Regions from separate parts of the Homo sapiens genome. Here regions 2 and 3 are each linked to region 1. The links are chromatin loops, found by intact Hi-C in ENCODE. Cell type or tissue: endothelial cell of umbilical vein. All regions are shown on one strand. Links, peaks and the distances in the headings refer to the core of each region. The heading gives the core; the rest is flanking DNA. Region 1 overlaps RAB11FIP5 (RAB11 family interacting protein 5). Region 2 has its middle 43 kb from the start of RAB11FIP5. Region 3 overlaps SPR (sepiapterin reductase).

Region 1 (9,801 bases), core at 1,100-9,099:
GCTCAGCTGCCTTCGCAGTCATGGCCCCAGGGCCTGGGTCTTGCAGCCCTGCCGCCTCCAGCCCCACTCCTGCAGGGGCCAGGATCTCGCTCCTGGCCTCTGGACGCAGCCTGCTGGCAGCAAAGACGTTGAAGGTGTTGTCCCACTCAGGCAGGGCTTTCCCAGGGGAGGCCAGGGGGGTGGGGCTGGCCCTCGAGGCACTGGGGAGAGAGGGAGCAGGTGAAGGAGAGTTTAGTGCTATGTCGGCTATGAGCTCCTCGAAGAAGGGGTTGCTCTGCAAAGAGGTGAGGAACGGGTTGGTAAGACCCAATAATCCAGGTGGGGTGGCTTCAGGGGCGGCGGTGGTGGCGGCAGCGGCAGCAGTGGCAGCAGCGGGGGAGGCGGCTGCAAAAAGGTTAGTGCTTAGCATGGGAGCAGCAGTGGGAGCAGGAGTGGGAGGGGCCGGAGCCCAGGGGGAGCAGGGGAGGTGGTGAGGAAGAGCAGCTGGGTCAGATTCTACCTGAGGAGACACGTCCAGGCTGTGGAGGGAGACAAAACCGTGAGCCTCCTGGTTAATGCCAAGACTGGAAAGGCCCCTGAGTCCCACGCCCCACCCCCTGCTTCGGGACCAGGGGCCATAACACACACATAGGCTGGATTTACCTACTTGGGCCAGGGTACAGAGGGAAGACCCCAACATGTAACATTATCAAGTGCCTCCCAAGGAGAAATATGCCAGGCAAAGCTATTTTAATGCTCACTCCAACCCCAGAGAGAAATCATCTCATCTGATAGGCAGGATCCGATCCAAACCTAACCAAGTGTTCTTTCCTCTATCCCATGCTGAAGCTTCTAAGGTTCTACTCAACAAGGAATTTACATCTGGGAAAACTAATCTGAAAGCGCCTTACATCCCTTTTTTTTTTTTTTTTTTTGAGATAGAGTCTCTTGCCCAGGCTGGAGTGCAGTGGCGCGATCTTGGCTCACTGCAACTTCTGCCTCCCAGGCTCAAGCCATTCTTGTGCCTCAGTGTGTGCCACCACACCTGAATAATTTTTGTATTTTTAGGAGAGATGAGGTTTCACCATGTTGGCCAGGCTGGTCTCGAACTCCTGGCCTCGTGATCTGCCCACCTGGCCTCCCAAAGTTCTGGGATTACAAACATGAGCCACTAAGCCTGGCCCCTTTTAGGACTAAAAGCAAAGAAAACACCAGCTGGCATGGGGGGATAAAGAGACCAGAGAAAGGCCAGGCCTAGGTATCTGGCTGGACAAAACCAGAACTTATAGGACCTAGCAGGGCACCTAGAATTCTGACACTTGAAACAGCCTGGGTTCTATTGATCCCTTGCAGAAGCAGAAGTAATGACGGGCTGTCATTGGGTGTGACAAGGTGTCTTGTTTCTTTGAGGGGCAGCCTAACTGGCTAAGGAATATAAGCCACCTGTGGAGAACGTCAACCAAAAGGTGCCCTGATGGTCCAGCCTTTGTCTGCCAAGGCTGGCAGTGTGACAGCAGCAGCAACTCTGGATGTCACCAGGGGCTTCTCAGGGACTCTGGGGACGGGGACAGGGCAGGTGCTCTTAGGACACTGGAGAACAGGTTCTGGCCTTCATCTGTCCAGGACAGGGTCCTTTCTGGGGGAAACGCCCCCTGCACTGGTGCTTATCCACAGAGTGAGGCCGACTCCAGAGATGCGGGCAGGGGCGTGCTCTCAAACTAGAGCTTCTCACTTCCCTAGGACCCAGACAGAAGGCCAGAAAAAATGGCTGCCTTGCCACTGAGCCACCGTCAGAGGCAGACCTCGGTGGCCTCACCCTCTGCCTTCTAAGCAGTCTCCCTCCTCATGGCTGGTCTCCCAGGCCTGGCTCTAAGCTTCCAGGACCCCTGTTCCTTGGCTCCTGCCTGTCCAGGTGGAAATATCCTGGGGAAACCCCTACACATCCGACTTTTCAAGCCAACCAGCTTCTTGCACAGGAAATGTAGACAGTGAGTCCTGAAGGGGCAGAAGCCGGGCTTTGGCCAGCCAGCCCATAAGGAGTGTGGCTTGGGGTAGGAAGGGCACCTGTGGAAAGAGCATGAGCTGTCTGGAGCTTGCCCGGATTCTCCCAGGAACCCAGGGCCCAAAGAGGGCAGACCCACACAGAGGTGGACTGAGGCAGGTCAGCTCGGCAGCTACCACCAGGGGCGGACCACAGGAAGGAGTCCAACTAAACAGAGGCACAGGTAGCTCCAAAGATGGTTCTGGGAGAAGGGAGGTCAGCCTCACAGGTCCCAAACCCAGGGATTTCTCGTAAGAATCAGTTTCCCGAGAGTCTCCTGACCCTATTTTTCCCCTTACAATAACTCCCCATCCAAAGGTAAATTCTCAGTCTCATCCCCTCCACCTAAAGATGGAGGGAGAGGGAGGTAAAAATTCCCACCTGTTCCCACCCCACCTGGGCTTCCACTACTACCCTGCTTCTATGGACATGGTGAAGATACCAAAAGAGGAAGAATCGTGGGCCCAGAGCCTCAACCCCAGCAGATGCCCTTTCTCCCTTCATTCCAGACAAGCCCCAGGCCAAGGCACACATGCCTGCTGTGGGGACCAAGGGGAGTGAGAAGCAACATACACCACCACCAGGTCAAGAGCCTGACCTCAGCCCACTTGCCATTAGTGCATCCATACCACACCCAGCCCAACCCTGTCTACAGGACCCGGGCCCCCAGGAACAGGGCTAGAGCACTCTGAGCTGCTTCTCTCCCCAGCCCCCTTTATGACAATAGGCCACAGTGGTCTGAAGGAAGAGAGTCCCATCAACATTAAAAGCACTACGCTTAACTCTGCCCCCTCAGCCCTAACCTGGCCTGCACTCACCCTTGCAGTCTTTCAGCAACCTGGCTGGCAGTCAGAACTGCAGGGACAAGAGCGGCAGGGGAGTAGACTGGGAGCCTCAGGTTAGGCTCGGCAACCTCCCTCTCCCGGCCAGCTCCCCAGAGGTACACACAAACCTGTTTGTATAGAATCAGCAAAGGGCTCTCCCTGGAGGAAGGGACTCCAAGCACCAGGCCTGGCAGGCTTTACAGAGCCAGCAGTACTTCTGAGGGCATCTGTCCATCCTCCTATCTGGTAACACATCCCTCCTTCATGCCTTCCTCTTCCTTGCTCCACACCAAGTGCACATTCTGAAGGTTCTCACTTCAAAACATCTCCCTCCCACTCCACCTGGCCCAGGTCAGGAACATATTCCCACGTATGCTTGTCTTTGCAGGTCATGCTCTGAGAACAAATAAACACCTCTGCATCCTAGAACCTACTGTGCCGGCCTGGCACACTCTCCCCACCCCCAAGCGGTGGGGGCAGCAATATATGCTGATTTGTCTTCTCTTTTAGGATCAAATGCTGGGAAGGAAGTCAGAAGTCCAGATGTCTCTGCCCCTTCAACCTGAGGGAATAAAACTTTACTGCCTGCAGGAAGCTCTGAACAATTGGTTGAACCTGCCACTCAACACAGGAACCACCTGTTCACCCTGACAGCCCCTCTTCTTAAACACTACACCACAGGGCTACCTCTGTAGCTGAAGGCCAGGTGTCACTAGCAGACAACTCTTCCTTGGGCTGAAAAGAGCTCTGTGTCCTTGTTATTTCCACACACTGGTCCCAGAGATGGCAAGTGAATCTGCACAAGCTCTCTACCAGGCAATCCCCCAAAGGCCGAAGCCAGCCTTGGAGGCACGTTCATCTCTAGCAACACTGCCCTTCAGCCTTCCATCCTGAGGCACGACCTCCTGACCCTCCTGAGATGGGCCCAACGTGCAGGAAACATGTCCAAGAGACGGGTACATCCTCTCCCATCACCTGGGCACAATGAGGTGACAGGGGCCTTGTAAGCTGTAAGTAGGGAGAACGTATCATTTATCTTCCAAACCAGAACACTGTTAATACAGTAACCATGACAAGAGCATGGTTGTGAGGAGCACATGAGGAGAGCAGGACGTGAGGCTGCACTAACTCCAAGCCACTGGGAGCACATTATAGTTACTCATTTACACCACCAAGAATGCAGCCAAGCTCCTTCCGCTGCCACAGCACATTCCAGGCCCACAGGGAGGGACCTTGTTGCCTACCACACCTGGTGCAGGGAGGCACTGCAGAGACTGCCAGAGGCCACCATCATGATACACTCATCTCTATGTTGTACCACACTTATTCCCAACTTTAAAAGTTTTTGTAATCAACATTTGATCCCCTTCTGTGCATAGAGTCCTATGGTTAGTGTGGGGGGCGGGGAACAAGGGAACACAAGGATGACCCGGGATAGACACAAAGACAATCCACTTTGGCCCTGGCGGGTTTAAAATGCGTGGTCTTGCCTGTCCTCAAACACACGTGAAGTAGCCTGTGCTGCAGCTCAGTGTGAATGGCTCATAACAGGGCAGGGGAATGAGGCTAAGTCCTGTGGCCAAGACAAGCTTGGTCTCAACTACCTACTCCCTGCTCCAGCACACACTGGTAGGGGCCCAGTGTGACTGCCATGGCCCCCAGCAGACAAAGGCCACATCAGAGGAACAGCAGGACCCTCTTCTCAGCCCTGTATAGCCTCATTTGTTCCTTCCCCACGGCAGCAGCCTTTCTCTGGATACCATACTCAACACGTTCAGCCCCGGGCCTCTCTGTGGGGCATCAGTGCCACATGGGAGCACTAGAGGGCGCCGCTGTTCTTCCTAGTGAGGAACATCCCACAATCTGCAATGGTAGCCCCAAGGCAGAGGCCCCCATTCTCTGGACCTGGGGACAGGCTCCCCAGGCCCCAGCTGGAGATCCTGCAGCTACATTCAGTCACTCCAGTTCTGGGTCTAACCCACAGCTTCCTGCCATGAGGCAGCCCACCTCTCCTTCTCTCCTCAGAGGCCCTAAGCAAGCCCTCTGGGGAAGCGCCAACAGTCCTTTCTTCCAGGCCAGCCTTCCCCTCCCTGCAAGGCACACAAGGCCAGGATGCTGCTGATTGAGCTCAAAGGCCAGGTGTCACATCTGTCCAGGCCAGGCCATCTTACCCAAAGCACAGCCCCTCCCACCCCATCTGCATGCACGGCCACAGAGCCTGGCCCTGCAGCCGCCACCTGCAAATAGGCCCCATCTTGGGAGGGATGCTGAGTGCCCTCCATCCTGCTAAAGACAAGGCTCAGAATTCAAGTGACAGCAGGACAGAAACCTCAGCTTCCTTATGGCCATCAGTGACCCAAATCCTCCAGATTCCAAGAGGCCATTAGGAGATATGGGGAAGCAGGAGAAAGAGGATGGAGACTGTAAGTGCCCCAGGCCAGTGACAACCCCACAGACTCACAGCCTGTGGGAGTCCAAGCCCAAAGCCTGGGCAGGACTCACCTACAAATGGCCCCAGCATTCACCTTGCCCCAGAAAAGGCCCAGAGACACCGTACGCACAACCACACTGAGCCTGTGCTCTGTGCCCCTTTCAATCCAGGCCCTCAGCTCCTCCCAGCAAATGCCCTGTCCAGATCTCCTGCTACCTCCCTCTACCCTACCACCTCCAAATACCTCTGGCTGGCTGTCACAGGGACACCAGGCTCAGCCTGGCATCTGGGAAAGGCCTGTCCCCTTCTTCCCAATCTTCCCCTAGGCCGCAGATGGCCAGCAGCTCACCTGAGCTCTGGTGAGTAGGGGCGGGGCAGTAGGGACAGGAGCTGCCATACCAAGCAAGGGAGGCAAGGGGTGGCATGCCCCTGAAACTGATCCACCCCCCCATACCCCTATCTATGAGGGTCTAACAGGGATTGTCAGCTGACCATGGCCCAAACCTAGAAAGGCCTGCATGTCTCTCTCCACTCCTCTCAACAGACTCAGAGTGCCACAGGGAAACAAAAAGCCAGGACTACAAGATTCCTCTCCCCTCTGGGCAACAGGTTTAGGGTCCTTCCTCTGCCCTATCTTTTGCCCCCTTGTTACTGTGCTTGTCCTCTAAACCTGTCCAAGCAGCCATGGAGCGGGAAGGGCAGGCTTGTTGAGAGAAACAGTGCTCTCACCACACTGGCCAGGGCTGCCACAGATGCTGCCTATGAGGGCTGGCCCCAGGCCCTTGGGAAGGTGCGACACACACTTCTGTGACCTGTACCTGGAGCCCCTCTCTGGACCCTGCTATACAATTCTGCAGCCTCTCCTGGCTCAGAATTAGGAGGAAGCAAATGGTAGGCATCAGGGTCTCTGCCCAGGGCCTGAAATGGGGGACTCAGTATATTCAAAACAAAACAGCTGCCACCAGCACTTCCCACGGTGCCATACCTCAAGACCAAGAGACATCAGAGAGGGCCAGAGCTCCCAGGGTCTCCAAGGACAGAGATGGGTTACAGATTTCATGGGAGCTGCCCACAGCCTCTTGCCTGGGGAAGCAACTGGCAGGTGAATGGACGGGGGAAGGAGTGGTGGCTTCAGTTATTTGACTCCCGTCTCCCAGAGGGAAGTGATCACAGAGACAGCTGGGGAGAAGTCCTCTAGCTCCAGAGAGGGGAAGGGAAGTCTGAGAGTGCGGTCTCCAGTCCTCATCTCTCTACCAAGGCTTCCTTACCTTGAGGCCAGAGGGCAAGAGGTGGAGGTCAGGAAGCAAAGAATTCACACAAATGGACTTTCCTGCTTCCCTCCAGCTCAGGGGGTGGGCATGCCAACTCATGCAGCAAGGCCTAGGGCTGAGAAGTCGGACCCCTCAATCCATAGGACTCTCAGAGCACTATGCCCTCGTAACTCACCTGTGTCCGTGAGCACAGAACGAACCTTGGCTTAGGGAGACACCCCACTAAACCATGCAAAGCCAGAGCCCCAGCAGCCTGCCTGAGGTCCATATCTACTCCTTCCTCCCTGCCCCAGGGTCCAGGCAGCACACACCCCAGCATCCTCCCCAAGGAGCAAAGTTGGTCTTGCCAACGACTTACCTGGGTTTCTGAGTCGGGTCCTTGGCTTCTCTCAAGCCAAACCAGCTACTCTTGGCCTTTTCCTCCCCACTGGATGAGTGATGTGGGGAGGCCCCCAGGATGGGACCCCCCTTTTCCCCCAGAGAGCTTCGGCGACCCAACTCGCTCCGACTTAGGCCTTGGTGGTGGTGGTGGAAGAGACCCATCCGGGGCTTGCGTTCCTCCTTCCGGGCTCCCTCCTTCTCTGCCACAGCCTCAGAGGAGGCCACTATGGGTGTGGCAACCTGGACTGGCTTGCCCTCTGGTAGCCGGGCCCCCTCCTCCTCTCCAGGGTGGCTGGCCCCAGGGGCCAGGACTTTAGCCTGAGCACTCAGCTCCTCCTGTCCAAGCACTGCCTCTGAGCTGCTGTTGCTACGACTGCCTCTGGGCCAGGTGTCATCTGTGGAACGAGGCCCCTCCTCGGAGAACCGGGAAGAGACAGCTTGCAAGGAGCCAGAGGATGGAAGCGAGCCCGAGATGGAGCTGCGGTGCCGCACAGGGCCCTGGGGCTCCTCATTGTAAATGTGGCTCCCATTGACACAGAGCGAAGAGCGGGAGGCAGCATCCAGGTGGCCCTGAAGGTCCAGAAGGGCCCGAGGAGGAGCCACTCGCATCTGGTTGGCCTCATCGCTGTAGGTCCTCTTATGGGTGAACAGCTTGGGGGACTGTGCAGAGTCCCTGCCTGCAGGGGAAACACACAGAGTTAGCTCGCAGGAAGAGAGGCCCCATTTCCTGGCCCCAGGCCTTCATCACCACCCAAGGGGAGAGCCAGTGCCCCCCTCCCCAGGGCGGCGGCCCTGTGCTTGCTCACCCCCTTCAGTGGACAGCCAGCTGCTACGGCTTGGTGAGCGGGTGAGGAGTTCGGCGCCAGGTCCCTGGTAGGCCAAGCTCCCGCTGGCTGAGGACAGGGTGCTGTCCGAGCCCAGCGAGGTGTTGGACTGGGTCAGGGACGACTTGCGCAGCTTGTTGCGGAGGAAGAAGCCTTTGGCTTTGCCCATCTTGCCCAGGCTGCCCAGGTCAGGATCCTCTATGGCGCTGCTTGGGAGGATGGCAGAGGCAGATTCCAGATCATACTTCTTCTTGCCCTTCATCTTGTCCCTGATCTTGCTGAAGGGAGACCTTGGCTTGTCCTTCATGGACAGGTCAAACATACTGGCGCTCAGGTTGTTGCGCGTGAACTGGATGGTGACTTCAATCTCGCCGCGTTCCTTCTCCTTCTTGCCTGGCTTGGAGTGCAGCTTGTACCACCTGTGAGAAGAGGGGAGCAGGCAGAACTCAGTCACGGGCCCAGGGAGCCTGGCTCCCGCCCGGTACCAGGCACTGCCCAGACCCCTCCTTGCTCTGAGAGCCACTGATAGCCTCTCCCCAAAGGCTCCTGCTCTGACCCATCGGCCTGGGCTTCCAGGCTTCAGATGCAGCTGAGAAACTATCCAAAACATTTCCATGATGGAGAAAACCACATCCTGAGTGGGGAAGCTCCTCGGGTGCCACCAGGTAGGGCGGCGGTTACCACACCATGCCTCCTCCCACCCCAGGACCTTCTCCTGGTGCTCAGAGACCTCTCCTCTGCCCCATCTCCCCTACATCTGAAACTCTGAGGCCCAGAGGGGTGAGGCTGGGCCTGGGAGAGCCCTCCCATCTCCAGGCCCCAGCACAGACAGACCTACCCACATTTCTCCCTGTTGACATCATCTCCTCTGGCCAGTCCCAGCCAAAGCTCTGCTCCCAGCCACCGTGAGCCCAGGAAAGAACAGCTCACCCAGAGGCCCAGGGCCAGGAACACAGGAATGCTAGTGCATACACTCATGTATGTATACACACACACACACACACACACACACACACACACCTCACTCACACACTGACTCACCCCAAGCCCTGTCAGGAATACCTCTACAAGATGCAGGAACAGACAAGAATGGCAGAAAGAGACCCAGGAAAGACGAAGAGCGCTCATATCTGTTGAGCATCTATGGTGCATTACGACCAGCATGAGGGTTCTTACCTCACTCCCGCACATACCTCCCAAAAAGCATATGAGGTAAGAGGTACTACCCCATTGTACAGATCAGGAGGGTGAGGCTCAGTGGTAAAGGAACCCATCCGTGGAGACTCAGAGCCAGGTGTCCAGCCCTCCAAAGCTTAAGTTCTTCCCGGTGCACACCCACTGTGCCCAGAGAGACACAGAGACAGCCCCCAACACACATGGCCACCACACAGGGTGGCTGGGGCCCGCCCTACTGGGGAGAGATGTTCTTATGCAGGGGTTGGCAGTTTCTTAGAGAACTAAGCAAACTCCGATCACACAAGGAGCAATCACACTTCTTGGTACTTTGCCTACTGAGGTAAAGACTTATGTCCAAAGAAACACCCTGCACACAAATGTTTATAGCAGCTCTGTTCATGATTGCCAAAACTTGGAAGCTGCCAAGGTGTCCTCCAGTAGGTGAAAAGATAAGCAAACTGTGGTACATCCAGACAATGGAATACTACTTAATGATAAAAATAAATAGGCTATCAAGCCATGAACAGACACGGATGGATCTTACATACATAAGTGAAAGAAGACAATCTGAAAAGGCTTCATGCTTGCACGACAAAACTATTTGACATTCTGCAAAAGGCAAAACTATGGAGACAGTGAAAAGATCAGTGGTTGCTGGGGGATTGAAGAGAGGACAGAGCGATGAATAGGCAGAGCACAGGGACTTCTCAGGAGAGAAAAACTATCCTGCATGCTACCGTAATGGTGGACATGCATTGTTATACACCCACAGAATGCACAAAACAGCAAGTGAACCCTAACATAATGTATAGACTCTAGTTAACAATGACGTGTTGATATTGGCTCTCAAATACAACAAACATGCCACACTAAT
Region 2 (9,801 bases), core at 1,050-9,049, 70 kb after region 1:
GTGAAACACCATGAAAATGACTTCATATTATTCATCTATGGACATATAATAATTGTTTAAGCATTCACCTCATGATAGAATTTAATTTTCCTCTAGTTTTATATCAACAAACAATACCATAATGCAAAAGCATTTTATTTTGTACATTGGACCACAGATTAGACACAGCTAAAAAGAGAAATAGTGAAGAAATTACTTAAAATGCAGCAAAGACAGACAGGGAGATGGAAAATGTGAAAGAAGATGTAATAGCTATGGGGTATAGAATGAAACGGCCTGTCATTTGTCTAACTGAAATACTAGAAAGACATTATGGAAAGAATGTCAGAAAATCAATAATATATAGAGAGATTAAGGAAGAGTATTCCAGAATTGATAAAATATATGAATCCAGACATACAGGATGCACAATATAATATCAAAAAGGATAAATAAAAAGAATTCCACTCATGGGATTCTTGTAAGGATATTGAAGAATACTAAAGACAAAGTTGTAAAAGCAGCCAGAGATTGAAAATAAAAGAAGTTCAAGGCCGGGCGCAGTGGCTCAAGCCTGTAATCCCAGCACTTTGGGAGGCCGAGGTGGGCGGATCACGAAGTCAAGAGATCGAGACCATCCTGGCCAACATTGTGAAACCCTGTCTCTACTAAAAATACAAAAATTAGCTGGGCGTGGTGGTGGGCACCTGTAGTCCCAGCTACTCAGGAGGCTGAGGCAGGAGAATGGGGTGAACCCGGGAGGCGGAGCTTGCAGTGAGCCGAGATCGCGCCACTGCACTCCAGCCTAGGGGACAGAGCGAGACTCCGTCTCAAAAAAAAAAAAAAAAAGTTCAGTTAAAGATCTTATCATCTGGCTGGGCACAGTGGCTCACGCCTGTAATTCCAGCACTTTGGGAGGCCGAGGCGGGCAGATCAGCTGAGGTCAGTAGTTTGAGACCAGCCTGGCCAACATGGAGAAACTCTGTCTCTACTAAAAATACAAAAATTAGCTAGGCGTGGTGGCAGACACCTGTAATCCTAGCTACTCGGGAGGCTGAGGCAGGAGAATTGCTTGAACCCAGGAGATGGGGGTCGCAGTGAGCCAAGATTGCATCATTGCCCTCCAGCTTGAGTGACAGAGTGAGACTCTCTCTCAAAAAAAAAAAGAAAAGAAAATCTTATCATCTTACAACTGAATTACAAATATCAATATGGACCCATGCCTTACTTTTAATATGTATTTTCCAGCTCTGTCCTCTGAAGAAATGACAACCCAGTAGCAATAAGCACACTTAGTGGCCAATTTTGCTCACTAAAAGGAACAAGTGCTCCCTGGAGAAATGGCTGGTGCCAGTTCTAGGGCAAGAAATGGACAAGAGAAACCTGGGAGATCTCATTGAGCCATAAAGGAAGGAAGTTGTCAGCAATGACTAAGGTTGAGGACACAGGAGGTGGGGCGCAGTGGCTCACATATGTAATCCAAGCACTTTGGGAGACCGAGGTGGGTGGATCACTTGAGGTCAGGAGTTTGAGACCAGCCTGGCCAACATGGCAAAACCCCATCTCTACTAAAAATACACACACAAAAAAAATTAGCCAGGCGTGGTGGCACACAACTGCAGTCCCAGCCACTCGAGAGGCTGAGGCAGGGGAATCACTTGAACCTGGGAGGCAGAGATTGTAGTGAGTTGACATCGCGCCACTGCACTCCAGCCTGGGCAACAGAGTGAGACTCCATCTCAAAGTAATTAATTAATTAATTAAATAAAAGGACACAGGAACCAACTTGAAGGGACATTTGCTAAAGACAAGATAATAATAGCATCATTATAATAAATAATAACTGCATTTTACAGAAAATTTTCATAATTACACATACATACACGCTGCCACACCTCATCAATCAAGGGATGTTAGTTACGTCTTGGTCAAGTTGTTAATAAAGGGAAGTTTCCAATGGGTGAATTCCAGTTAATAATTAGAGAAGAAATGATAGAATTCGAGGGAAACCACCGTTTAGAAACCCCTAATCAAGTAACAGATGAATTTAACATCAAAGCACAACAACCACGCAAAATGTACCTCCTAGACTGACATAATAGAAAGCACACAGTGACACCTATGACATGTTTTTGCCAAAAAAAAAAAACAAAACAAAACCCAAAAAACTACATTAAGGCTCTAGATATAGATATTTATGGGAAATACAGGGGCTGGAGGAACAAGTGAGATGACACCATGAGGAAGCAATCAGCTAAATTCTGATTACGGGAAATTCTGCAGGACAAATGGCCTGTTTTAAATCAACAAATAAATAGCTTTAAAAAGGGCTGGAGTGGGACTGTTATAGATGAAAGGAGACTTAAAAGACAAAATGCACAGTGTAGACTTTGGATGCTGAGTCAAACAAACCAACTGTAAAAAGGGCTTTTTGGAACAATCAGGCTGGCAATGGGGATACTCATCCACTTTTAAACATGCATAAGGAATTAGATAATATTAAGAAATTAACAGAAAAATAAGGCGAAAGGTCCTTATCTCTAAGAAATACAACTTGATCCATGAATATATCTGAAATTCGCTTTAAATGCTCCAGTAAAACAAAGAATGCCTGTGAGGAGGGGAGGCAGAATGTAGAAACACTATTGGCAAAATGTTGTTAAACTGTTGAAGTTGGATGTTGGGAATGTAGAAGTTCATTATGCTGTTCTGTCTACTTTGAGGTAAATTTATAAAATTTTCCATAAGATTTTTTTTTAAAAAAAGGTAATCAGGAAGAAAAATTATATCACCTGGCCAGGCGTGGTGGCTCACTCCTGCAATCCCAGCACTTTGGGAGGCTGAGGTGGGTGGATCATGAGGTCAGGAGATAAGACCATCCCGGCTAACATGGTGAAACCCCGTCTCTACTAAAAATACAAAAAATTAGCCAGGCGTGGTGGCAGGCGCCTGTAGTCACAGCTACTTGGGAGGTTGAGGCAGGAGAATGGCATGAACCCGGGAGGTGGAGCTTGCAGTGAGCTGAGATCGCGCCACTGCACTCCAGCCTGGGCGATAGAGCAAGACTCCATCTCAAAAAAAAAAAAAAAAAAAGAAAAGTTGTATCGTCTATAAAGATACAACTATTGAACTGACTTTCTCAACAGCAAGCGCAGAAAACAGAAGATAATAGAATAGGCCAGGCATGGTGGCTCACGTCTGTAATCCCAGAACTTTGGGAGGCTGAGGCAGGCAAATCACCTGAGGTTGGGAGCTTGAGACTAACCTGGCCAACATGGTGAAACACTGTCTCTACTAAAAATACAAAAATTAACCCAGTGTGGTGGTGCATACCTGTAATCCCAGCCAAGATCCCACCATTGTACTCCAGCCTGGGCAAGAGAGTGAGACTCTGTCTCAGGAGCAAAACAAAAACAAAACAAAAAACAAAAACAGAACACAACAGAATAATACAGGACTAAGAGAAAGGGCTAAGTCAAAGGACTAAGAGAAAATAACTGTCACACTAGAATCATATATTCAGCAAAACCAACTTTGAAGAATAAGGTGAATTAAGGACATATCCAGATAAACAGAAACTGATTTAGCACCAATAAACCTGTCCTAAAGAACTGCCAAGGAATATTCTTCAGGAAGAAGGAAAATGATCTTCCTTCAGGAAGAAGGAAAATGAAGGAATGTCAGAGATTCAAGAAGGAATGGTGAGCAAATCAACTGGTAACATGTAGGTAAACAAATGTTGCCTGTATTGAGTAATTATGGTATTTTTGATCTTTTGAACTTTTGATGTTTTTTAATCACTTGTTACTGGTAAGTAGGAGAACTGTTGATTTTTATATGTTAATCTTGTATGTGGTCACTTAATTATCTTGTTAGTTATAATAGTTTTTCTGTTAACTCTCTTTTCTAGGTACATAGTACAGTAACAGCATCTGCAAATAATGATATTTTTAGTTGTGTTTTGGTCAAGTAGTTAATAAAGGAAAGTTTCCAGTGGGTGAATTCCAGTTAATAATTCCAAATGTATACTTTTTTTTTTTTTTTTTTTGAGATGGAGTCTCGCTCTGTCATCCAGACTGGAGTGCAGTGGTGCGATCTCGGCTCACTGCAACCTCTGCCTCCTGGGTTCAAGCAATTCTCCTGACTCAGCCTCCCAAGTAGCTGGGATTACAGGTGCCCACCACCATGCCCAGCTATTTTTTGTATTTTTAGTAGAGATGGGTTTTCGCCATGTTACCCAGGCTGGTTTTGAACTCCTGACCTCAGGTGATCCCCTGCTTTGGCCTCCCAAAGTGCTGGGGGATTACAGGCATGAGCCACCGCGCCTGGCCCAGAAGGTATACTTTCTTTTGTCTTGTTGTCTTAGTAGACCCTTCAGTATAATGTTGAATAATAGCAATGACAGTGGACATTTATGTGTCGGTCTTAGATTTTGTGAGAATGCTTTCACTATTTCACCATTAAGTATGCAATTGATTTCTGATTGTTTCCCTTTGTCATGTTAAGGTTTTTTTCTAATCCTAGCTTGCTAAAGTTTAATGAATTCTACTGAAAGCTGAGGTCCTATGTGGTTCAACATAGATACAGAGTCCTATTCAAATATGTGTTATTTGGCTTCCAAACAGAAATCAAAAAGAAATTCAACTTATACTCCACTAGAACACACTTTTCAAGACCCATTTGATTTCCCTCTCCCAGTTCTCTTTTACCCTAGAGCTCTTCTGGAAACCCTCATACTTAAGCCCCAATGCAGGGACCCCGCCCCACCCCACATGGACTTCCTTTCTCTAACTACCCCGTCAACACACCTGTTTATATTGTATAGATAAACTTCGTTTTTCTGGCTGAAGGCCCCACCTTCCCTCCAGCCTCTTAATTTTGTCTGTTTTCCCACTCTGGACCATACATGATAAAAGATCCTGGGACCAGATTGGCAAAGTTTCTTTAGAGGGCGGGCAAGTGGACACATTTTTTTTTTTTTTTTTTTTTTTAAGACGGTGTCTTGCTATGTCACCCAGGCTGGAGTGCAGTGGTGCCATCTCGGCTCACTGCAACCTCTGCCTCCCAGGTTCAAGTGATACTCCTGCCTCAGCCTCCTGAGTAGCTGGGACTACAGGTGTCCGCCACCACACCCAGCTAATTTTTGTATTTTTAGTAGATACGGGGTTTTGCCATGTTTGCCAGGCTGGTCTCTAATTCCTGACCTCAAGTGATCCACCCACCTTGGCCTCCCAAAGTGCTGGGATTACAGGCGTGAGCCATCACGCCCGGCTTCATCCACTTTTAGACTCTCCTGCCCCTTGCATTCACCACACGCTCCCTTGGGTTCTCTCCCACCTCTCTGGTATATACACCCCCAGTCCCTCCCATGCTGATGCTCCCCAGTGCTTCTGCCTTGGACCTGCCTTTATCCCGAAACCTGGGAACTCTCAGCCACTTCATAGCTTGCATGGTTGCACACAAAATGATTATCCCAAATCTGCATATTTAACCCCAACCTTTCCCCAGAGCTCCAGAATTATTTATCAATTGCCAGTACACATCTCCTACAGGATGTCCTCAGGACCTCACGTTCCACAAAACCCTACTCACTTTCCCTGACCGCCACCACACGGCCCCTCTTCTGTATTCCTATCCGAGTTCTGGATGTCATCCAGGAGACAAAGGTGGAAGTCAGCTCCCCAGGCCCTCACAGTTGCTCCCCACATGCAATGGCTTATCAGAACTTTCCCATCACATCCAAACTCCTATCCCGGCTCCATCCCCGCTGTCACGGTCTTTGTACAACACTGATTGCCTCCTACCAGGTCTCATGCTCCAGCCTCCTGCCTGGTCTCCTGACTGGGGCTTGCAGTCTTCTGGCGCTACCCCTCTGTTCCGCTGCCACTGGAACGTGCGCCCCCAAGTCCCCACCAGGCAACTTCCGCAGGGCGCAGTGATGAACCGAGGGCGCCCTCTGCTGCTGTCCCAGAACTCCCACTCCAGTGAGCAGCTCGGCTCCCGGAGGCGCTGCCAGATCAGGGTTCTGACTTCCTTCTCTCCAAGAAATCAGGTCGCTTGGCTCCAGCCAGGAAGGCCGCCCCCATTGCGGGCTGCGAGCAGTGAGAAAGTCGGTCATCATTCCTTTCCCAGACCCAGGTCAACCTCACTGCCCCCACTGATCCACAAGACGCACGGCCCTCCCTCCCCTAGCTCACAGCCTGAGGGGTACCTCCCGAAAGCAGAAGACCCCCACGCCCCTGGGCTCAGTCAGACTGAGCCAGTGTGAGGGGGGTGCAGCCTGCCGGACCTGGACTCTGGGAGTGGACAGCTGTCACCTGTCCTTCGGGTGCTTAGAAAGAGTTGCTCCTTCGGATGCAGCCCTGAGGACGTGCAACTCAAAAGGCGCTCTTCCTCCTGGATGGAAGGGGGAACGCCTGGGGGACAGCGTGAAGTCCCGCAGCGCGACGCCCTGAAAGCAGCCTGGATTTCATTCTCCCGTAGCATCTTATTTTATTTTATTTTATTTTTTGACGGAGTCTTGCTCTATCGCCCAGGCTGGAGTGCAGTTGCGCAATCTGGGCTCACTGCAACCTCCACCTCCCGGGTTCACACCATTCTCCTGCCTCAGCCTCCCGAGTAGCTGGGACTACAGGCGCCGGCCACCGCGCCCGGCTAATTTTTTTGTAGCTTTAGTAGAGACGGGGTTTCACCGTGTTAGCCAGGATGGTCTCGATCTCCTGACCTCGGGATCCACCTACCTCGGCCTCCCAAAGTGCTGGGATTACAGGCGAGAGCCACCGCGCCCGGCCTCCCGTAGCATCTCATTAAGGTGTCCTGGGTTCACACCTCTGCCGCTTCTAAAATGGATCCCATAGCCTCATGGAGAGATAAACAAGTAACAAACGCGAAGATGGTGGAAGGAGGCCAACAGACTCCTTTTAGAAGATAAAGTCATCTGGATGTGGTGGTTGATTAAAGTCACTAAATAAATGTTAATATTTATTGACTGCTCCTGAGTGCCAGGCTCTGTGTGGAGTCTGAGGAAGAGGGGGGAGTCTCCCCCAAGCTTCTAGCCTGAGAAACTGATGGGAACAGGGAAGAACAGATTGAGTGAGGCTAGGGGTGTGCGATGATGGGTCCTGCGTGGGACAAGCTGAGTGTGTGGGGTGTTTCCCAGCGAGGGGCTCATTAGGTGGCTGCTATTCAGGTTAGCACTAGGGGGGACAGCAGGGAGCTGATGGGATCTGTTGGGAGCCCTCGACAGACAGAGGTCACTGAAGCCATGGGGGTGAGCCAGCCCCCAGAGAGGGAGTGTAGAGTGAGGAGAGGACAACAGAGCCAAACCTGAAGGTCACTGGCTCTGAAGCACAGGAGCCCACAGAGGAGCAGTTAGACAGGTAGGGAGAGAGTGTGTGACCTGGAAACCCAGAGACAGTGCTTCAGGAAGGAGCAATGGCATGGCGTCCTTGAGTAATAAGGGACCTGAGAAGTGTCTGTTACCTTAGCCACAAGGAGATCAGGAGAACACTTCTGCTCAATGGAGGAAGGCAAAAGGTTGACCAGTGTTCAAGAAAGGTGGAACCAGAGTTTAGGAGTGAGAAAGGGGCAAAGAGGGGTGTGGTTTGTTTTAATGGGAGAGACCCGAGGGGGTTTAATTGCAGATGGGAAGGAACCAAAACCTGTGAAGGGAGGTTGCAGAAGAAGGACAAAAGAAGGGTGATTGAATAGCTAGTCTAACATGTGGGCAAAAGTCATGTGGTTTAAGATAAGATGGAATTACTTACATGTCCAATAAGGGATTGGTTAGGCTAAATAAATGCCTAACAAGATGAGATTTATTACAAAATGATGTTCTAACAGTAAGTAACTAACTGGAACAAACATATCTAATGATATAATCTTAAATATTTTCTTTTTTATGTTTTATCATTTTTTTCTATCACGAAGTAATACATACTCATTTCAGCAAAAGTCAGAAAATACCTTACATAAAGAACAACCAGAATTCCAGGCCGGAGGCAGTGGCTCACGCCTGTATCACCACCACATCCACTATATTCTATTTGCTAATATAGAATATTCTATTCTAGAAGATTCTAGAATAGAATGTTTATGTGTGATTATTCTATTAGCAAGTCACTAAGTCCAACCCAAACTCAAGGGGAGTGGAAGTAAGTGCCATCTCCTGAAGGGAGGAGTATCAAATAAATGTGAGATATTTAAAAACTACCACAACATGAGGCAGGAGAATTGCTTGAACCTGGGAGGCGGAGGTTGCAGTGAGCCGAGATCATGCCACTGCACTCCAGCCTGGACGACAAGAGACTCCATCTCAAAAACCAAACCAAACCAAACCAAACCAAACCAAACCAAACCAAAACAAAATAAAACTACCACAACAAAAGATCTCTGAGAAAATACATAAGATACTAATAAAATTTGGTTCCTGTGAGGAAAAGAACTGTGTGGCTGGGAGACGGGAAGAAGGGAGGATTTTACTTTGTACTCACTTTATCTTAAGGATTTCTGAGGCTGGGCAGGTGGCTCTTTTGGGAGGCTGATGCGGGCAGATAGCTTGAGCTCATAAGTTCAAGACCAGCCTGGGCAGCATGGCAAAACTCCATCTCTACAAAAAATACAGAAATTAGCCAGGCATGGTGGTGCATGCCTGAAGTCCCAGTTACTCGGGAGGCTGAGGTGGGAGGATGGCTTGAGCCTAGGAGGCAGAGGTTGCAGTGAGCTGAGATCGTGCCACTGCACTCCAGTCTGGGCAATAGAGCCAGACCTTGTCTCAAAAAAATTTTTAAAAAGTGAATTTTTAACAGTGTAAATCTATTAACTATCCAGAAATAAGTAAATAAATTTTAAATGACTGTGGAATATTTTCTTTTTAAAAAATAAAATTGGCCAGGTGCAGTGGCTCACTCATGCCTGTAATCCCAGCACTTTGGGAGGCCGAGGTGGGTGGATCATCTGAGGTCAGGAGTTTGAGACCAGCCTGGCCAACACGGTGAAACCCCATCTCTACTAAAAATACAAAAACTAGCTGGGCTTGATGGTGGGCACCTGTAACCCCAGCTACTCAGGAGGCTGAGGCAGGAGAATCGCTTGAACTCAGGAGGCGGAGTTTGCAGTGATGGAGATCGTACCACTGCACTCCAGCCTGGGACAGAATGAGACTCCGTCTCTAAATAAATAAATCAATAAAATTGTTATGCTATTCAGCTTGATTTTGGCCAAACTGGTTTCAGTCCAGCGTAGTTGCTAAAATGAGACCTCTGAGAAGGTAAGAATGGCTGGGGTGGGAGCACAGAGGATGGGATTCATGTTAAGAGAGAGGAAAGAAGTTTTGGGGTACAAATTGACAGTATTTCTTTTTTATGCCAACTATTTGTGAAGTGGAGGCTTTCTGGAGGAAGCGGCATTCATCTGAACCACAAAGCCTGGATTGGATTTGGCCTCGCCAAGATGAGGGGTGCCAAGGGGTGATGGCACTCCTCAGCATGAGCTGAGATGAAGATGCGAGAATGAGAGGGTCACACCAAGGACAGCTGGAGGGTGGGGTGCCCATGGGAGGTAGGATGGGCAGGTTGGGCCCCATGCATGGAGGGCCTTGAATGGCAAGTCTGGCATCGGGGCTTTCCTTGGAAGCAGTGAAGGCTTTTGATCAGAGTTGTGTAATTAGAGCAGTGCTCTAGTCCAGCAGTCCCCAAACTTTTGGCACCAGGGACCAGTTTCGTGGAAGACAATTTTTCCATGGATGGAAGGGTAGGGGGGATGGTTTCAGGATGATTCCAGCATGTTACATTTATTATGCATTTTATTTCTATTATTATTACA
Region 3 (9,801 bases), core at 806-8,805, 190 kb before region 1:
ACAGGATTTTGTCCTTGAATCTTGACCCATCACCCCTTAGGGGAAATACAGACCCAGGGGAAATAGAGGTGGCAGGGGCCGGGGATACTGGTAGAGAGTGAGGAGTTTCCTGGACTGGAGGGTGGGGCAGGAAGGTCTGAGGTATTAGATGGAGTTTGGGAGAAGACTGGGGTTTGAGTTCCAGGCCTTCCTCATGTGAAATGGGGAAGACGCTCCCTGCCTCACAGGGCACTTGGGAAGACTGAATGAGATACTGTATGTGAAAATGACCCTGACCTGTGAAGTGTTGCCTCATTGTTAAATAGGACTGACCACACTGTATTGTCTGCATATGTTTGCTTGCCTCCTTCCCTCCCTTGACAGGAAAGCCTTTGCACTATGCAGATGTGTGTTCCTAACACCTAGCAAAGCACTACACTAAGGCAAGCTGCAGGACATGCTAGCTGTATGGAGAGCAGACAGACTTTGTTGAGTGCTGACCATCCCTGGCTGAACTGTGCTGGAACACTATTGAGGATTCTGGGATAAATAGAATAGATCCCTTGCTCTCATGAACGCCAAAGGACAGGGAGTCTTGTGATACTGGGTCTAGTTTCTGATGCCACAGCGCCCCTGTCTTAATAGTGAGGAGTCTCTTTTAGGCTTGAGGTTGCTGCAATCAGAAGGTGGTGACAGAGCAGCCATGGAAAGCCTGAGCAACTTGGGCAGAAATCCAGTAGCCTGTGTCCCTGGGGAATAGGGTCAGGCTCCCAGGGCAGACAGGTAGAATGGCCTGCACAAAGCACAGATGTGGCAGGGCTGGATCCCACCTTGCTTTCAAGTTCTTCCTCATGTTCTCCAGTACCCCAGCCCCTACCACCCCTGCCCCCCAACACACATGCACAATTATTCTCACAACCAACATTCAACTCATCATCCACTCTGAATTCAGCCCAAGGATTCGCACAAACAACAGTGACCAAATGTAAGCTACAACCAGGAGCAGAGCAGACTCCAGAAGTCCACATGGCTGCGTTTGGTCTCAGGAGGCTGCCCTGGGCATTATGAGGGAGCTGAGATTTTCAGGAGGTCCCCAGGGCCTGAACCAAGGCAGAGGCCAGTCTGGTTTTCATTTCGGTCTCAGGAAGAATGTTCTAACAGGTGCTCAGAGATGGAATGGGCTGTTTGGAAAGGCAGCAAGTCCTCTCTCAGCAGGGATGCACAGGTCATTGGAAAATAGTCAAGGACCAGGAGATAAATTCTCCCTCCAACCCTGGAATTCTCTGATGTTCTGCCCTCGAGGACCATTAACTGCAAATATTGGGGTGCATGAGTGATTCCTATGTGAAGAATAGAACGTGCTTGCAACAGTTCAAGAAGGGAACAATTCCTTTAGGTGGGGAGACTAGAGATGGCTTTATTGGAGGTAGCTGAACTGGACATTGACCTTGGTTGTTGGCAGATGGAAGGCATTCCTGATGAAAGGAAATAAAGGTGCGAAGGCTCACTGTGGGCGTGGCAGGTCTTCAGTTTGCCTGTAGAGTAGGTGTGCCCAGAGGAGGGCAGACTAGGATGCCTTGAGTATTAGGCCAGGCTACTGGGAAGCTGTTGAGGGGTTTTGAGCGGAGGAATGTTGTGATCCCAGTGATGTTTTTGTTTGTTTATTTGTTTGTTTGTTGAGATGGAGTCTCACTCTGTTGCCTAGGCTGGAGTGCAGTGGCACGATCTCGGCCACTGCAAGCTCCACCTCCCAGGTTCACGCCATTCTCCTGCCTCAGCCTCCCGAGTAGCTGGGACTACAAGCGCCCGCCACCACACCCGGCTAATTTTTTGTATTTTTAGAAGAGATGGGATTTCACCATGTTAGCCAGGATGGTCTCAATCTCCTGACCTCATGATCTGCCCGCCTCGGCCTCCCAAAGTGCTGGGATTACAGGCGTGAGCCACTGCACTTGGCCTAGGCTCAGGCAATTCTAGTGCCTCAGCCTCCACAGTAGCTGGGACTACAGGCATGTGCCACCACACCTGGCTAATTTTTGTATTTTTAGTAGAGACAGGGTTTCACCATGTTGGCCAGGCTGGTCTCAAACTCCTGACCTCAAGTGATCCTCCTGCCTCAGCTTCCCAAAGTGCTGGGGTTGCAGGTGTGAGCCACTGCAGCTGGGCCCCAGTGATGTTTTAGTAGAATGAGTTTAGTAGAGGGCTACAGAAGGAGCTGAGGCAGGGAGAGAAGCAAGGTTGTAAAAAGGGCCTGATTGTCGGGATGTGTAGATGCTGAAGGGTCCTACCTGGTGCCTGGTTGGCTCTGGGGACGATGGGGGAGGGAAGGAGGAAGTGATGGACGTTTTGAGTCTGGGAAAAGAATACTTCATTAATAGAAATGGGAATGTCAGGAGGTGGTGCTGGTTGGACAGGAGATGAGAATCTTGGTTTTAGACATGGTAGTCTAGAGGGTCCATGTTCAGTGGGCTTTTGAATTTCAGTCCAGAACTTGATGGTGACAAATTGGAGCCTTTGGCAACCCTGACCACACATTTCAGCCAAGATGACGTGTTTCCTCTGGCCAGACCTGACTCAGCCCCACCCCCGACATAAAACAGGGACCTGAAACCTTCTGTCCCTGCCTTGGCCATGTTCCCTCATCGTCTCCTTTTCATCCTCTAGGTCCTCTGGACACAGACATGCAGCAGTTGGCCCGGGAGACCTCCGTGGACCCAGACATGCGAAAAGGGCTGCAGGAGCTGAAGGCAAAGGGGAAGCTGGTGGATTGCAAGGTGTCAGCCCAGAAACTGCTGAGCTTACTGGAAAAGGACGAGTTCAAGTCTGGAGCCCACGTGGACTTCTATGACAAATAAGCCCATGTTTTTGGCTTCCTGAACCTTTTTGCCCCCACTTTTAGACATACCCCAGAGCCCTGTGGCTCCCCACACCCTGCCATAGGGGCAGTCCTGCCTTACACATAGAAGCATTCATGCCTGCTGCCCTGCCCTCAGGCACAGCCAGCTGTGAGCTCCCAGGTCATTGGCCTTACCAGTTGTCAGGAGTCTGTGCTGTGCACCCTGGGTTATAAGGAGGCTTAGGAGAGAGGTTATGGGTATTGGTGTCTCTATCCCCAGGAATAGAACTTAAGGGGTGGGAAGAACAGGAAAAGAAGCTGGAACACAGAAGAGAGGAGGTTGTGTCTCTTGCTCATAGCAAGCCTGTGGGTAGAGGAAAGAGTGATCTGGTGTCGAATAGGAGGACCCATGTAGATTCGCAGATGGCCTGGATGGGAGGAAGGGCAGACGGTACATGTCCCAGCCCACATAGATGCCCCTTGCTGAGGGTAGCAGGACCTTCTGTTGAACTTTGTGTCCTCACTCTGATGTCTCCTTCCTTCAGAATCTACCACCCCTCCCCCAGGCTGGGAGAAGGGGCTCCTGGGTGTCTGTATACACGCCAAAGGCAGATACAAATAAAATACAGATTGTCCTTTCTTCATGCTTGCTTTCTCCTCTGATACAGGGCCTATGACTGACTGCCTGGTTCACTGGGCCCAAGGCCATTCCCAAGGCAGTTAACCCAAAAGTGAGGTGTTGTCCTTATTTCCTAGGGAGCTTTCCGGGGGCCATCTGCCTCCAGTCATCAGGCCCCACTCAGTGGCAAGCCCAGGTGCAAAGTTGCCCACAATCGGCATGCCTGCTTTTTTGTGCTGTTGCCCACGCTGACCCCAGCCTTGATAGCCCTTTTCTCACCCTGGGCTATTCAGAATACCCATCTTTTAGGGCCCAGCTTACAGCCTGCCCTCCACATGGCCCTAAAGCCTGGGTCCTTTCCCCAACTCTGTGGATTGCCAATTCCACCCCCTGTCCACGTGGCAATGCTGTGAATGGATGCCAGCTGCTATTGGCCCTTTTGGCATTGTCCATCTGGCCCATGGTCCAGGTCGTCAGTGGGGTGGGCTTAGGACCAGCATGCCTTTGGGGGAGATGGGCAAGATTCCAAGAAAGGGAAGCTCTGAGAAATCAGGGCTGCAACCAAGCCAATCCTTGTGCAGGTTGGTAGACATAGGCTGGGCTGCGAGCTCCACGGCAGTGGTGGTCTGCAGCCAGCACCCTGGCCCCTGGCCATATTTGGGAGAAGGAAGCGTGGTCCCCTGCCCGCTGACTCCAGGACTCAGCCTGCCTCTGAGTGTGCAGAAGGGAACTCCTCCTTGTGCTCAGCAGAGGGCGCATGGAGGCCGCGCCTTTTGCTGAAGGGCAGGCCCTAGGCTGAAGCTGGCAGTGCCCTGCCTGCTCCCCTAGGAGGGAATGGGCGAACTTTTACCTGGTCCAGCAGATGCCTTGCCCTCATGCCCCCATCGAAGTAGAAATCACTGGGCTCAGGTTCCTGCTCTGCCACAGCTGGTAACCCAGGGCAAGTTTCTTCTCTGTGCCTCAGTTTCCTTATCTGAAAAATGTGGATTATAATGGCACCTACCCTGAAGGGTTATTTTGAACATTAAGTGACCTAATGTTTGTAAATGTTCAGCACAGTGCTAGCATTGTGGTAAATGCCCTGTAGATGCTAATATTATTTATTGCCTTTAAATATCAAGATCCAGCTCATCCTGGAACTCTGCTGGAAGCCTCCTCTCCTCTAGACAGTTCAGACATCCTCCCCTGCCTGACTTGAGGCAAAAACTCTCACTGTACTGCCCCTATTCAGCCTCCTGGAGGTGAGGGTGGGGTCTGGTCTGGATACCTTGTCTTGGATTTACAGGAAAATGTGTGAACTTTGGAGTCAGGAACCTTCAGTCCCACTACCTTGTCTATGACAGAGATGCTGTGGGGTGTTGGGCAGAGCCCTGCTCTCTCTCTGGGCTTCAGTTTCCTTAGAGCAGTGAACTCCAAGATTCTTTCCTGGACACCTTCGTCTGAGGTGTTTCCAGTGTGGTGAGGCCATGGATTATGGCAGCCTGGGCTGCCTTTCATGACGTGGTGGGTGGTGGGTAGGTTTCCTCACCAGGCCCCTTGCTCCTGTGGGAGTGTGAGGGTGGGCAGTGCCAGTCCAGCTCCTTGTGGATGATCATCGGGGTTGACTCTGTACCTCCCCTCTAGGCTGGTTGGCCAGGGGCTTAGTGAGGAGTACCGCTTGTCCCCACGAGGTGGCGAGGCCCTCCCATGCCTGACATTTGTCTTCTCTGAGCCCAGAGATGTAAGAGCTTCGGAAGTGCTCTCTTGGGCTATCTCTCCCTGCAGCCCAGGATTCTGGACTCTCGGGCCCCCAGGGAATTGGGGAGATCAGAGATGGGCAGCATCACTCTTCCTGTCAGGTCCCGAGGCCTCTTCAGTGACCCACAGTCTCTGCCCTCAGGGATTTCCCAGACCTTGCTCCCAGCCCTGGACTCAGCCTCCCCAGGTCCACCCACACTGAGGCATGGAGGCTTTTGTGGCGGCCTCCAGGCCATAAGCAGCCACCCTCCAGGGGCTAACCATCTGTGTTCCCCAACCGCATGACCTGGCCTTGGCCACCGCACACATGAGCACACGTGAGTGCACACACACAAATACATGCCTGCACATGCCCAGGGCCCAGCTGCTGGAGCGAGCAGGGCCATAGATGAGCTAAAAGACAAACGAGGTTCCTCTTTGTCTTTGGTGTGAGAGCGCTGTGCAGTTTTTGGTTTTGTGTTTAATACACCTGCACTGGGGCCAGCAGCTGGCCTGTAAGGAGCAGGGGGAGTGAGGGGAATATTCCAGGCCAAAGCCAGTGTCCAAGAGCATGACCAGCTGGGATTAGTCTGGTCAAGAGGTTCCCCCGAATCCCCAATTCCTGTCCTTCCTCCTATGAATACATATGTGTGCCCCCACACCCAGGCTGGTGCTGAGTCTGTTGTCAGCCATCAGGGTCACCCGCCCGGGATGTACTCCATCCTAGCATCTCCCCGTGCCTCACCCCAGAGAGCTAAGCCCTGGAATGCTGCCTCCTGGCCTCCTTCACCTTCGTCCTTTCCCATAGAACATGGCCTCATAGGCTAGCATGCATGCGATAATTCTGACTCATATGGCAGGTGAGCACACCCAAAAGCGCCCAGGCGTGCCCTCGCTACTGGGCTCCCGTGTGATGACAGGGAGGTGGGTGAAGATGACTCCAAGTCCCCTGGGGTAGAAACCCCCTGAGGTGGCACCTCTCCAGCCCTCACATCATCTCTCAGTGATCTGGGGTGTAAAAGCAGGGGAGTGGACCAGAAGCCACTAGACAGCTTGCTGGAAACCAGCTGAGGAATCACTCTGAACCTCTGGGGTTAGCTGGGGGAGCCGATGGAGGGTAGGGCTCTGAGCCTGGAGCGAGCCATCCTTGCCCCACTCCCCAGTCCTGAGGTCTCCCACCTGTGGTGCTGGGAGGCGGGGAGCAGCACAGATGTTGTCTCAGACTTTTGAAGTAGAGCCCACTCCCACGAGGGAATGATTGTTACTTCCCAGCCAGCCTCTCCTACCTCACCCTTTGTCTCTCCTTTCATCCATGGTAACTCCATCTTCAGCCCTAAGAGCCCTTCGTGTGAGCCAGGAGAGTCCCGGACTTCTTTTTTCAGTGAGGAGCTGGGGGAAAGGAGGAAGGGAGAGAGAAGGAAATGCCTATCCCTTGGGGGCTCCTCCCCCAGATGACCTTAGTGCTCAGCGTGGTTCCTCAGCTAACTAACCTGAAAGCTGTCTAGCAGCCTCTTAGTCCACAGGACTGCCAAAGGACAACCCCAGATCCCCCTATCTGACCCCCAGGGCAGGAGCCCTATGCAAAGGACAGGGACAGCTGCATCATTTTGTGGAACAAAATGAGCTTTTTCTAAGAGTCCCTCCTTGAGGCTTGCCCAGGTGACACACGAAAGGGACCAAGGGCAAAGTGAGGAGTTGAGAGGAGGTAAGTCCCCTCTCTGCTCTGGAGCATCCAGGCAGAAAAACAAAAGCAGACACCTTGAGAGTCAAAGACGGAGACAGGGCGAGCTGGACAGTGAGAGAGGAAGATAGAGAGAGGGACAGAAACACAGGGAGGAAACAGGCAGAAAGATTCGAAAATGTAGTAAGACAGATTTAGACGAAGGGAGAGAGATGGCGGGAGAAGCCACACACCCTCACACACTCACACACGCTCATACTCCCTCTCTCTCTCCCCCCTCCCTCTCTCTCTCACATACACACACTCACACACACACACACCCCGGGCATGCACTCACGCAGCCGCCCTGAGCCTTGCTGGAAATAATCCCGTTCGCGACGCCAGGGCCTCAGCTGCACAGGCGTTGCCGAGCTGTTACCTTGCACATCTGTCAGCTCCAAATGTAGAAGCTGTCATAGGACAGTGTGTGTGTGAGTGTGAGAGTGTGTGCATGCCTGTTCCTCCCAGAGAATTCTGAGGACTTGGTCGGCAGAGGGAGATTCCCAAGGGCCCGGAGGCTCTCCAGGAAGTCCAAGCCCTGGAAAGCAGGTCTGCTCCTTCCCTTCCTGCACAGGGAGTGGCCACGGGGCCGCCCAGCTTTATGAGATAGCCCGCTGGACTTGGCTTCTGTGGCCTGGCTCGGCCACTTACAGCCATGGGGCTCTGGGCAGTCACTTCTCAGAGCAGCTGGGTCTCCTGCTTGTCAGGTCGAGATGTTGGGTAGCTATGCCACCTGGAAGGAACCCAGAGAGGGGGTGATGAGCACCTGGTCTGGTGTGTGTCAGTCACTTCTGGTAGTCAGGGATTTTTCTCTGAGAGCTGGGAAGTCCTTCTTATGTCTGACTCCCACTTCTGGGAATGTATCCCGCACCCAGGTCCCTCTGGGGCACCGAGAACATTGCCCTCCTCTGACCCACTCTTCTCCACACCACTCTCCTTGCTGGACCTGAGGATGGGCCTTGGGCACCGACTCCGGGCACAAAAGGTCCAAGAACCTCAAACACCAAGTCTCCAGGAGCATAGGGTGTTGGCACAAAGCCTGGAGGATTTGAGAATGTTGAGCCTTTTCCTGTAAGGATCCTTGGGTAGAAATTTTTCTCTGGTGACTCTTTCCAGGTTTTCAACCCCCCTCCCTGGCCCCAAATGTCAGGACGCTCTTTTTTTGTGTTTGCACTTCCTCCTGCTTTAATCTAAGCTTATCACAGAGAAATTGTATAGCAATGAGAAAGAGGCCCCAGAAACTATCTAGTAAGGAGGGCAGCTTTTTCACCCCAAGTAAGAGGAAAGAGGGACCCTGGCCAAAGGGACCCCACCCTGTATTGGTGCTCTTCCCACAATGCCATGCCCACCCCATTTAATCCTCCCGTGATCCACGGAACTGACCCCTTGAAGACTTGAATACAAAGGCCCTGCCACCCATCCCACAGGCTGGCACCCTCACGCCTGTCCTGGCCTCATCAGAGACCATCTTAACTCCAGGCCATCTCTCATGCTGTCCTCAGATCCATGGTTCTTTCTGCCCAAAGGCTGGATGGAACAATCTAACAGGCGTTGTATGCTCATGGTGCTCACAGCAGGGTGTTCTGAGAGAGGAGATGAAGCCAAAGACTTGTATCAGTGGTTCGAGCCCAGAAGCCATCACCCGGAATATGTTCTCACCAGGGACCTGGGTCTCTGTGTATGCACATCACGGATACATATGAATCAGACATGGGCCTGCCCTGGGCCCAAGCCGTGTGTGTGTGTGTCTGTGTGTGTGTGTGTGTGTGTGTGTGTGTGTATATATATATATATATATATATAAAACTGTTTGCCACCCTAGAATTAGTCTTATGCGGGTTTGAACATTCAGCTTTTCTTATGCATGGAGGGGTGTAATTGTGTGTGTACCTGTGTATAAGTGTTCTGATGTAAAACTTACCAGATAATGGTGTGGTGTGCAAATGTGGGTTTGGGTGTATAGCTGTACATGCACACCTATAAGCCTATTGTGTGAATGTAAGCATAACTTTGAAAACTACTGTGAGCGCACATGAGCATTTGTATTTGAATAACAGTGGGTCTGTGGGTTTAAATCATGTATGCATCAACAATGTACATATATGTGATTATGAGTGCTGGTATATAACCACATGTTGTATTTCTGGGTTGCTCTCCATTCATAATTGGGTGTGCATGTGTGCGCACGTGACAGGTTGTTACCTTGCAAGCAGGAACTCATGCAAAGCTGTGCATGAGATTTATGTGTGTGTGATTTTGACACGGGGCTGGTGTCCCTGGATAAATGAGTGTGTTCAGGCCTGTGACTGGGGTACAACAATTGTGTGTTGAGAAACTGCAGACAGCCCTTAGGCCATGTCCAGCGAGAAGGAAATGTGTAAATGTTTGTTGAACACAAAACAGAACAGCCACAAAATGCCAGGCCCTGTAGTGGCGCGGCAAATCGTGGAAGTTTTTTCCTCCCTCTTCATCTCTCCCTCTCCCCAGCATCTCGGCCCCTCTCTGGCGTGGTTCCCTCACACCTAAGCCCAATGGTGTTTTGCAGGCTTTCAGCTGTTACCTCAGTCCCTCCTCGCCTCATTCCCGATTCACTCCGTTGCTATAGGTATGTTTGAAACCCCAGCGTGGTAGATTTTAATTAGTCTTCCTACAGATGGCCAATTAACATTCATTACTTTTGCCTTGAGCGATTAATTATGAGTTTGGATAGAAAAGGAGAGAAGAGGAGAGGAAGATGGGCAGGTGAATGAAAGGAGAAAAGAGAAGGGGGTTTGATTGGGAGTTTGGAATTTTTACACAGAGCAGGCTGGTGGGGGAGAGGGTGGGAAAGAGCCGTTTCAATCCCCTCACTCCCAGCGGCCTCCCTCAGCCCACAGCTGCTCCGGGCCCCTAATCGGCTTGGCTGGCCCAGCCCTCCAGGAAAATAGAGCT

What was found. Peaks named below come from ENCODE experiments on the same cell type or tissue, not always from the same donor. Only the 100,000 strongest peaks of a DNase experiment are listed, where the experiment ranks them.
Region 2: a loop joins it to region 1, with 13 times the contacts of the local background. A loop is called at or near these places in 108 of 110 quality-filtered maps.
Region 3: it touches region 1 in a loop (10-fold over the local background); 49 of 110 quality-filtered maps call a loop at or near these places.

What each region holds. Positions count from the first base shown.
Region 1 is chr2:73,081,146-73,090,946 of GRCh38, forward strand. RAB11FIP5 (RAB11 family interacting protein 5) reads right to left here. Exons shown (of 6, transcript NM_001371272.1): 2 at 7,734-8,170; 3 at 6,905-7,604; 4 at 1-518. Among named protein-coding and RNA genes, the nearest start is that of SFXN5, 14 kb to the left of the region's middle. RefSeq lists enhancers at 3,236-3,530, 4,749-4,798. In endothelial cell of umbilical vein, for the core only: a CTCF peak has its summit at 4,660 (motif pointing right); DNase peaks (open chromatin) are centred at 3,426, 4,656 and 8,666; H3K27ac peaks cover 2,242 bases.
Region 2 is chr2:73,150,855-73,160,655 of GRCh38, forward strand. No RefSeq gene overlaps it. Among named protein-coding and RNA genes, the nearest start is that of RAB11FIP5, 43 kb to the left of the region's middle. In endothelial cell of umbilical vein, for the core only: a CTCF peak has its summit at 5,945 (motif pointing left); DNase peaks (open chromatin) are centred at 1,377 and 5,877.
Region 3 is chr2:72,888,704-72,898,504 of GRCh38, forward strand. SPR (sepiapterin reductase) reads left to right here. Exons shown (of 3, transcript NM_003124.5): 3 at 2,644-3,455. The coding sequence ends at 2,834. Among named protein-coding and RNA genes, the nearest start is that of SPR, 6.2 kb to the left of the region's middle. RefSeq lists enhancers at 3,477-3,978, 4,816-4,905, 5,306-5,595, 8,898-9,801. In endothelial cell of umbilical vein, for the core only: CTCF peaks have their summits at 4,195 (motif pointing right) and 5,086 (motif pointing right); DNase peaks (open chromatin) are centred at 4,198 and 5,128.